2 separate regions of the Homo sapiens genome follow, and region 1 is linked to region 2. Evidence: chromatin contacts called from ENCODE Hi-C or POLR2A ChIA-PET data. All regions are on one chromosome and are shown on one strand. The core of a region is the stretch at or near the end of the contact, and the rest is flanking DNA. Distances in the headings are between cores, read along the strand shown.

What was found. Hi-C counts contacts between places; a loop is a spot of excess contacts on that map. ChIA-PET counts read pairs that join two places held with the same protein, here RNA polymerase II (POLR2A). Pooled maps may share reads with other maps.
Region 1: a pooled map shows a loop between it and region 2 (2.8-fold over the local background). The contact joins two enhancer-like sites. A Hi-C loop is called at or near these places in 4 of 168 maps with a recorded cell type or tissue (Calu3, PC-3, PC-9 and 1 more) and 5 of 50 pooled maps. POLR2A ChIA-PET finds 5 or more read pairs at or near these places in 3 of 52 experiments (B cell, PC-9 and WTC11).

What each region holds. Positions count from the first base shown.
Region 1 is chrX:13,470,328-13,475,767 of GRCh38, forward strand. No RefSeq gene overlaps it. Among named protein-coding and RNA genes, the nearest start is that of EGFL6, 97 kb to the right of the region's middle. RefSeq lists enhancers at 1,067-1,206, 3,326-3,375. Within about 2 kb of position 3,349, at least 7 of the 41 ENCODE cell types and tissues checked have a DNase peak (open chromatin) inside an H3K27ac peak, as active enhancers do.
Region 2 is chrX:13,191,406-13,196,779 of GRCh38, forward strand. No RefSeq gene overlaps it. Among named protein-coding and RNA genes, the nearest start is that of LINC02154, 110 kb to the right of the region's middle. Within about 2 kb of position 3,164, at least 5 of the 41 ENCODE cell types and tissues checked have a DNase peak (open chromatin) inside an H3K27ac peak, as active enhancers do.

The sequences.
Region 1 (5,440 bases), core at 2,099-4,598, 280 kb after region 2:
TCTTAATCTGGTAAACGGGTACAGTGCACTCAGTAATCCCTTTGGCACTTCCACCTAGCCTTCTTTGAGTGTTCTACCCGGAACATATTGATGACCTAGAAAATGAATGCCAAACACTTTCTCCCCATCTGAAAAGAGTTGGTAAAATGCAATAAGACCTAAAAACACTTGTTTGAATTTCCTTTGTGTTACAAAAAGAGGAAACAGAAAGAGTCACTGCTCTCGTGTTAGATGCTATCATTTGATACAATCACATTTCCTGGAATCTTATGAACTGGGATCACCAATTGCCAAGATGACTCAGAGGGCCTAACAGATCACAAGACTGGGGCAACTCCTCTAACCTTCAAGGCTTTATTTTAATCCTCTGGGACTCCACATGGAAATCCATAATAGTTTCTTCAAAGAGATGTGGTCCATTGTATGAAGGCAACTTGGGAATCCCTAATGAATGGATTAGGAGCACAATGGACTGCATCACACAAATGGAGGCACTCCTGTTTAAAAATCAATACACTGAGTAATTCAGAATGGGCGCTGCAATGCAGACCTTGAAGGTCATCGTGAAATAGAAACTACTATGCATCCAGTCCCTCTATTTTTCATATCGATGAAGGAAAGTCACACAATGTGCATGGAATGCAGAATTTTTCTTTATTGAGCTGTTCAGTTGGACCTCAACTCTGTGTGTGTGTGTGTGTGTGTGTGTGTGTGTGTGTGTGTGTTGGTGGAAATATTAGTTTGGTGCAAAAGTAATTGCAGTTTTTGCCACTGAAAATAATGGTAAAAACTGCTATTACTTTTGCATCAACCTAATAAATAGTGACAGACAATAAATGTCTATTATGTGCTATGTAAAAGTAGCCACGTGCAAAGTGTGATGAAGGAAAAGCAGAGTAAGGAGGGTGGAGAGCGCTGTGCCAGCAGGACTCTCTGCTTGAGAGTCAAACAGGACTCCCAGATGCAGAAGAACTTTGAGCAGAGCCCTGAAGGCAGTGAGGGATGAGCTCTTTGGTTTCCAGGAGAAACAGTGTTTCAGGCAGAAGGGACAGCAGTACACAGCCAGTGGAATCCTTGAGAAACAGCAAGGCCTGGGAGCTACAGCAGAGTGAGCCTGGGGTGAGGGGCGTGCAAGGACATCAGAGCAGATGGTGAGAGGAAGGCGGGCAGTGCATGCTGGGGCCTCACTCCAGTGAGATGGGAGCCCCCTGCAGGGTTTGGGGCACCAGAGTGACATGACCTGATGCTCCTTTGGAAAGGATTCCTCTGGCTATATGTGAAGAATATGTTGTAGAGAAAAAAGAGAGGGAAACAGGAGACGAGTGAGAGGATAAGAATCTAGGCTACTAAGATGTGGCTTAACTGGCTGATACCCCTGCAGGCGAAGAGATATGTCCATATTTCGGAGGTCGAATAAGCAGAATTTGCTAATGATCTGGATGTAGGATGTGAAAGAAAAGAATCAAGGATGAATCCAGTGTGTTTGGTCTAAGATACTGGAAAAATGAAGCTGCTGTTTGCTGAGATGTAGAAAACTGAGGAGGCCAGCATGTGTTAATAAAAGGAGGGTAGAAAACAAGGATTTGATTGGGAATACTCTAAATTCAAAATGTGTAGTAAACACCCTTGGGAAGATGGACACATGAATTCAGAGTCCAGAAGAGCGGTCTGAGCTACAGACATAATATTGGGTGGCATCAATTACATACTCCACTCTTTCTAAGTAACAGCATATTCTAAGCTCCAGTGGTAAATAACATATTCCAGCCAAGAATACCTAGATTTATAATAGTACACTTTTCTAACATAAAGAAAATCTGTAGACAAGTAAAATACAAAATTATAATGGTTTTAAATGAAGCATCTTCAAATAAAACCTGTGGGTATAATTCTGTAGCCAGGACAAGCACAGCTCAACAATATTCTGAGGGTCAAATTAGTTCATAAGCTAGACCCAGGAACAACTAGACCTCTTCCATCTGCACCTCCATGCCTTTGTGTAAAAAAGGATTGGGGAAATTGGGCTTCATCAAAATTAAAAATGTTCGTGCATCAAAGGACATTTATCAAGAAAGTGAAAAGACAACCTAAAGAATAGAAGAAAATATTTTCAAATCTTGTATCTGATAAGGGTCTAGTATACAGGGACTCATATAAAGAACTCTTAGCACTCAACAACAAAAAAGACAAACAGCCCATTTAAAAAATGGGCAAAAAACTTAAATAGGCATTTCTCCAAAGATATACTAAGATATACAAGCTTCCAAAAATATGCTCAACATCATTAGTCATTAGGGAAATGCAAATCAAAACCATGATGAGAGATTACTTCAAACACACTAGGATGACTATAATCAAAAGAATAAAAAATAACAAGTGCTGATGAGGATGCAGAGAAATGGAAACCCTTGTACACTACTGGTAGGAATGTATAATGGTGCAGCCACTGTGGAAAACAGTTTGACAGTTCCTCAAAAAGTTAAACAGAGTTACCATATGATGCCACAATTCTGCTCCTAGGTATATACCCAAGAGAATGGAAAACAGGCACTCAAACAGATAAGTGTACACCAATATAAATAGCAGGACTATTCACAATGTCCAAAAGGTGGAAACTATCCATTAACAGATGAATGGATAAACCAAATGTGGTATATACATATGACGAATATTATCTGGCTGTAAAAGGAATGAAATACTGACACACACTACAACATGGATGAACCCTGAAAACGTTATGATAAGTGAAAAAAGCCAGTCACAAAACATCCCATATTATATGAATCCATTTATATCAATAGGTAAATTCACAGAGACAAAAAGAAGAATGGTTGCTGTTAGGCGCTAGGGGGCGAAGGAAGAATAGGGAGTGACTGCTTAATGGGTATAGGGATTTCTTTGGGGGTGATGAAAATATTTTGGAACTAGACATAGGTGGTGGTTGCACAGTATTGTGAATGTACTAAATGCCACTGCACTGTTCACTTTACGATGGTCAATTTTATGTTATGCACATCTCAGCTCAATTTAAAAACAACTAAAAACTTGAAAAGATCAGTGAAAGAAAAAGTTTTGAAAAGCAAATGTCAGAAGAGGAGCCCCCCTCTGCAGCAGGGAGCTATTCTTCCAGAAGTTCTCATAAGTAAGCCCTGGGTAACTCTGATACGGACTGTTAAGTCAACAAAACAATCTCCTTTATGCCAGAGCAGCCAACACTTTCCAAAAGAGCAAGCATCGAAAAAAGTTGGCTGTTTCCCTGGTTTACGTCCGTTGCATTTATGTATTCTGTTGCTTACCATGGTTGAAGTGTTTTGAAAACAACTTGTAACCAACTAAACAAAATAGCCTGATTCTTTGTTTACCAGAAAGAGAAATGAAGGCAACTGCAAGGCAGAACTGAGAAAACTGTGCCTTTGAAAGCACAGACCGTACAGGGAGGGACATGGCTGCTATTTTCAGACTTGTGTGGGTGTGAGGGTAACAGGCCTCTGGAAACAGCTGTTTAACAACAGAATATGAGAAGTCTCCCAGGACTCCAACACCCACCCTCTACAGTGAACCAAGGGAAAGTTCACGAGAGCCAGGGGAGTTCAATACATTGAAAACAATCCGAAATGGGGATTCAACACTGGGGTTTCAATGAGCTGCAGTATTTAGCAAGGCTTTGCCCGCTCTGTTCAAAAGAACAACTCCAGGAAACTGAAAAGCCAAACCAGAAACAGACATGGTGTACTTGCTGAAAGAACTACCCTCAAAGCCGTTTCTGCAGGGATCCAGCCTCCCTCTGGGGGCCTGACAAACTGCCTGCTTCTGGAAGGAAACAGGCTTAGGTAGAGGGACAATTGACTCTTGGGCAAACTTTTGTTTCAGGATCCAACATTAAATGCAAACTCTTTGTTACAATGAAGGAAAGAAGATGGTTTGGAGACTGAACTTGCTTTCATTTTTGTTTTAATGAATCTTGATACGCACTTTTCACAGCTTGTCCCCATGCATTGGAAAGTAAAACCAACCCATTTCCACCCAGCTAGAGAGAACACACTATAAATAGGACCCAAATGGTGGTTCATTAAAAGCTGGATGACAAGCTGAACCGTGTCTTTTTGTTTTTCCCTCAAAAACTGTACGTTCTAGTAAGGAAGACGTCTTGTAATTTAAGGTACAGTTATTCTAAGAATGCTGTATATTTAGCCATCCTTTGGTGAACATTTTTAGTATTTGTTCATTCTATCATTCACTTAAAAAAATCTATATTCATTGCTTGCTGCATGTTAGACATCATGCTAGGCGTGGGGGTAAAGTGATGAGCAAAACAGACACCACCGTTTCAGGGAATAAGTGACGCACAGAGGGATACAGACAACTACTTATCCAGTTGAGGGCTGAGAAGGAAAGGAATATTTTCCATCACCCAAGTTCAAGATCTCCTTCCCCAGTTTTTTATTTTCTGTTCTAAAATTAAACTCTATCCCGGATTAAATACAGTGGGACCACTCCCTAGAAACATGGGCCCCCCAAATCATCAGAAGGCAATAGTCTAATTATCCATTTCCCAAGGTCATCAGGATGATTCAGAGTTAAATAACGGCAGTGGTCCAGGCTGAAATAGAACTCATGCTGTCAGGCCTTATTGCAGTTCTCAGGTTCTTCCCTTTGGATGTCCTGCAAACAGCTCCTAGGACGAGAACACACGTGCATCCTCCCAAACATAACTTACAATTAAATTTACTGAGAAAAGTAGCAGCTCGTCCCCTAAAAAACTGTGAAGTCCGCAAAGACATAACCCAGCTAAAAGATGCACACAAATTATATTACTAAAATGTATGCAATGTATGCAATCAAATTGAAATAGGGAGATTTCCCAGTAAAATCTAGTTACTTGACCACAGCAAAGGCCTTCCTCAATAACAATAGATACCACTTGCTTTATATTCATATAACTAAAAGAAAGTTTTCTCAAAACAAAGGGATAGTTTGCCTCAAATATAAATCCACATCTCCCTCTCTTATGTAGCAAAATACACACCCCCAACATTTAACTACCTATTTGTTCAGTATTTGTTCTTTGAGGTCCCCAAAGCTGTGACTAAGGTCCAGTCCTAACCAGGATCACCTTATTATACTGGTTTACAAGATTTGCAGGTGGCGCAAAGCTGAGTGTGGGACGGGGAGTCTCTGAAAGAACTCTGATCAAAGTAAACCTAAATAAGCTGAATTCAGACACCAATGTTACCCAGATGACAGGTAACCGCCAACTCAGGGTCCTTCACTTCAGGCGGAAAATATTAAGTGCAAAGGGATCAGATTGGGAAGCTGTCATCTAGTAACAATACGTAGGACTTGAGGTCTAAATTGACAGTAAGTTCTATATGAAATAACAACTTAATGGAAAGATCACAATTTTGGGGATTACAAAATAGGGTTCCCATCCTCTAACTTC
Region 2 (5,374 bases), core at 1,914-4,413:
GAAGGTGTTTCCAGAAGAGATAGATGCATGAGTCAGTAGGCTGAGAGGAAGATCCACCTTCAATGCAGGGTGGGGGGCCGGGCTAGGACAAAGCAGGTGGAAGAAGGGGGATACTCGACTGGCTCTTGCTCCCTCGCTCTCATTTCTGGAGCAGGATGCCATTTTTTTCTTCTTGCCCTTGGACATCAGACTCCAGGTTCTTTGCCTTTTGGACTCTGGGACTTGCCCCAGGAGCCTCCTGGGCCTCTCTGACCTTCAGCCTCAGAGTGGGGGTTACACTGTTGGCTTCCCTGGCTCTGAGGCTTTCAGACTTGGACTGAGCCACACTACTAGGCTTCTCTCGTTCTCTAGCTTGCAGACGCTCTATGGTGGAACTTCACCTTTGTGATCGTATGAACGAATTCCCCCAATCAACCCCTTTATATATACATATACATATATATATATGTGTATATATATATATACATATATATATGTATATATATATACATATATATGTATATATATATATACATATATATGTATATATATACACATATATATGTATATATATATATACATATACACATATATATGAATATATATGTATATATAAATATATATACATATATATACATATATGTGTGTGTGTGTGTGTGTGTGTATATATATATATATATATATATATATATATATATATATATATATAAAAAACTTGTTCTGTCCCCTGGAGAACCATGACTAATATGGCTTCCAAGGGTTCTCCCCTCATGGTATTTGTGCTCATGTGTAGTGCCACATTGAATCAGGGCTGGTCTGTGTGACCAGTGGAATATGGCGGAGATGAGGGTATATGACTTCGTAGTCTAACACACAAAGGGTATTGTGCCTACTGCCTTGCTCTCTTAGATTTCTTACTCTTAGGGAAGCCAACCACTATGTCATGAGGACACTTAAGCAGCCCTGTGAAGAGAATCACATAGGAAAGGAATTGAGGCCTCCTACCAGCCAGCACCAACTTATAAGCCATGTGAGTGCATTATCTTGAAAGTAGATCCACCAGCCCCAGTCAAGTCTTTAGATGACTATAGGCCCCGCTGACATCTGACAATCTCTGACATCTGGCTTGAGATCACAAGCCAGAACCAGCCCAATCAAACTGTTCCCCAATTCCTGACCTACAGAAAATGTGAGAGAGAATATATGTTTATTGTTACACTATTGTTTTAAGCAACCTGTTACACAGCAATACAACTAGAATTCGGAAAAAGAAATCTTAAAATCAGCAAGAAAAAGACAAACAACACAATAGGGAAATAGGCAAAAGACCTGAAGAGACACTTTACAGAATAATAATAATAACCAAATGGCCAATAATCTCAATGAAAGTTGCTCAACTTCATTAGCTATCAGGGAAATGAATAAAAACATCAATGAGATGCCACCGCACACCCACCTGAATGTCTGTAATGAGAAAGATGAAAAATACTGCTTAGAAAAGATGTGGAGAAAATGGAACTCTCACATACCACAGTGGGGTATATACCACTTGAGCAAACTACTTTTGAAAACAGTGTGTAGAAAACAGTCTACTAAACCTGCCCCAGCAGTGCCACTCCACTCTTAGATATGGACCTAACAATATTTGTACATATAGCCATGCACTGCATTATGATGTTTTGGTCAGTGACAGGCCACATATACAACTGTGGTCTCATAAGATTATGATACCATATTTTTACTGTACATTTTCTATCTTTAAATATGTTTAGATACATAAGTACTTACGATTGTGTTACAGTTGCCCACAGTGTTCAGTACAGGAACATGCTGTACGGGTTTGTAGCCTAGGAGCAACAGGTTCTAGCATATGGTCTAGGTGTATAGTAGGGTGTACCATCTAGGTTTGTGTTAGTCTGCTTTGTGTTGTTCTCACAACGATGAAATTGCCTAACAATGCATTTCTCAGAACATATCCCTATCATTAAGTGACATATGACTGCATATTTTCTGAAAGACATGGATTAGACTTTTTATAGCAGAACTATTCATAATAGCAAAATAACTGGAAACTATCTAATGTCCATTGCAATAGAATGAATAAATAGAATATTTACACAGTGGAGCACTATACAGAAATAGCATTGAATGAGTTCCAACTACACACAGCAACAGGGATGAGTCTCACAGACATAATGTTGGACTTCTGAGGGGCTGGTATTGCTCTTTCTGTATTTTGAAATCTGGCTGCTTGTTACATGGATGTGTTCAGTTTGTGTAAATCTACTTACATGTGAAAAAAAAGATTTTGAAAACACCTACTTTCTGTGATGTGTTGAGAGGGCAAAAAAAATCCCAGGTCAGATCATGACATCTGCAGTTTTAATGTTCAAGCTCAAGGTGAAGCTATGTTTGGACGTCTATTCCTCTAACTCAGTGGTAGCCAAATTATAGTCTGCAGGCAAAATTTAGCCAGCCATCTCTTCTTGTAAATAAAGTTTTATTAGGGCACAGCCACACCCATTTGTTTATGCGTTATCTATGATTGCTTTCTCCTGACACCAGCAGAGTTGAATAGTTGTGAAATAGTTTGCGTGGCCCCCAAAACCATCTGCTCTGATTGATTGAGAAGCTTCTGATGTTGTTGCATTACTTCTTTGTCCTCTTCACTCCTTGTCCCCTCTTGCCCTAGCTCAGGCCTGTATATCAAGGCCTTTTCCAAATACAGACAAGCTCTGTAATTTTCTGAAGAAAGGACAAATTGGGCCAGTGCCATGCTCGCCATTGCCCTGCCTTTGTCATATGTCTGTTTATTGGGACACAACCCAGGTGTTCCCATGATGTGCACCATGAAATGGAATGATCAGATTGTTCATTTGGCTCATTACTAAGCTGCTTCTGAAGATAAGATTGAATTTGACAACAATGGCAACACAAGTCTTGCAGAACACCTGCACACACTCAAGCTATTTAAGTGGAAAGAGATCTGTAAGTGTAAGTGCATAGTTTTTGGAAAAGAACATCTAGACAGACTCGTTTTGATTATTAACTTCAGTCCTTCTCCAGTACATGATCACAGATGGGCTCTTGATTCCCATGGCTCTGTTTTTAGCTAAGAGTATGTGACACATGCCAGGTGTTTGGCAATTACATCTTGTTGAACGTGGTCACTCATGTGGAAATACAAATATCACTCACTGTTTGAATCAAGAAAATTGTCACTGCCAAACATGTTTCAGATATTCTTTTTTCTGAAGTGTTTTCTCACTGCCCATTTATAACCAGCTGTCTTTAAGTCATTATTTTTCCTTAAGAAAGGACTTATTAAAACGGAAGAAAACAACTTTGGCAGGGATTGTTCAATAGTTAAACTCTAAGTTTCAAGTAAAAACTTTGGCTTTCTTTTCTGCATTCTTTCAAGTCCTTGCTCTGTGACCCTGGGCTTGTTTAGCTTATCTGGGTCTGCCATCTGTAAAAAAAAAAAAATTTAAGTTTATATTCACTCACTTCCTCAAGTGATCTAGTGAATGATTGTTGTCCATGAAGTACTTTTAGACACCTTGCTGAAAGAGATGATGGAATTTCAAAATTAACCCCCGTGACAAGAAGAGCCAGTACATTTCCACTGCCAGCACTTTGTGATAAAGAGTGATTTATGTCCATACATGCTCCCAACTTGCAGAGTATTTTGGAGTGATACAATCATTGTATAATTTTATGCATCTTTACCTAAAGGGAATGAGAAGGAATCTGGCTAAAGAGAAGAATTTTCTATGGGGAAGGAGAAATTGTACAGAAATTCAAAAGGGAAGACTTTAAAAAATTATTTGTTAATTTTTTTTTTGGCTTGTATTGGTTGAAATTTCAATTAAGTCACCAGAAACACATATTGAATACATGTTACATTCAAGGCACTATTGTGGATGCAAAGACATTTTAGAAAATCTCTTTTTGAAATACAAAAAGGTTTTTGGAGTAAGAAACCACAAGTTCAAATCCTGGCTACACCTTTTACTGGATGTGTTACCTTGGGGAGCTTACTTAATTTACCTGAGCCTTAATTTTCTCATCCAAAATTGGAGGGAATCATTATACACCCATCCCTTACTGTTCGAGTGAGGAGAAGGAAATGAAGTAAAGTATGTAAAGTGCTCAATAGAGTGCCTGGAAAGGAGCCAGTAGTAAATACTAGCCATGCGATTGTTGTTGTCGTATTAAAAAGTATTTCACAATTGAATCTGCTTTTAAGAAAAACTTTCCAAAACTTAGATCATAGAAAGATTATAGTGTGCCCTTTCCATGTCATACTAGAACATTATCTTCATGCCCACCTAAGGTACAGTTAATGTAGGCAAACTTGATTTCTTATTTACTTGGTTAGACCCAAGACTTTATAAAATTAGATGACAACTTGTAAAAAATTGATAAACTGAAAGAGATGGGAAGGAGATTTTGTCAGATAGAGATGTAGATGATTTCTTTCCATTAGAAAAGTATTATGGGTTTTCTGCCCCATCTGATATTAAGCATTTTTGTCTCTAGCTTGGAGATCTTGTTTCAGCATTCTTTCTTTCAGAGACTATAAATGCTTAAGGATTAAGCATTCTCCTTTGGACCAGCTATACCATCCTACTGGCTCCTTCATTTGTGAGTTAAATAAATCTTCAAAACATGTTCATTTATTGTAGGTATAACTATGTTTTTAACTTCTTGAAAATTATAATTTGATAGTTTCTAGCCTCATCTTTTCATCTTGTCCTTCTCCTCTTTGAACTTATTAGGAGAGAATAATATTTGAATGTTCCAGGATGCTCACTGAAAGAGCTGAAATTGTCTTGGTATTAGAGGGTTAGGATCTTTCATACAAAAGAGCTATAGTTAAGACAAAAAAAAAAATCATTGTACCTCAGTGCCCAACACACAGTAGATCAAATGTACTCATCCACACGCAGCATAGACTCCAATCCTTAGACATGAACATGCCCTTACAATTTTGAATCCTAAGTGTGTCTACTGTGGACAGCATATAGTTAGATCTTGTTTTCTTTATCCAATCTGATAATCACTGCCTTTTGATTGGATTGTCTAATCTATTTACATTTACAGTTATTATTGAAACAGTTGGATTTATGTCTGCCATTTTGTTTTGTTTGCTTTCTACATGTCTCAGGTATTTTTTGTTCCTGTCTTCCTTCTTTACTATTCTCTTTTGTAGTAAGTTGATATTTTCTAGTGTATCCTTTTAATTCCTTTAATTACATTTTAACTTTTTTAATTTTTTTTTTTAGTGGTTGCTCTGCAGCTTACAATATACATCTTAATTTATTATAATTCACTCCTAATATTCTAACCTAATTCCAGTAAGATATTAAAACTTTATTCCTATATAGCTCCA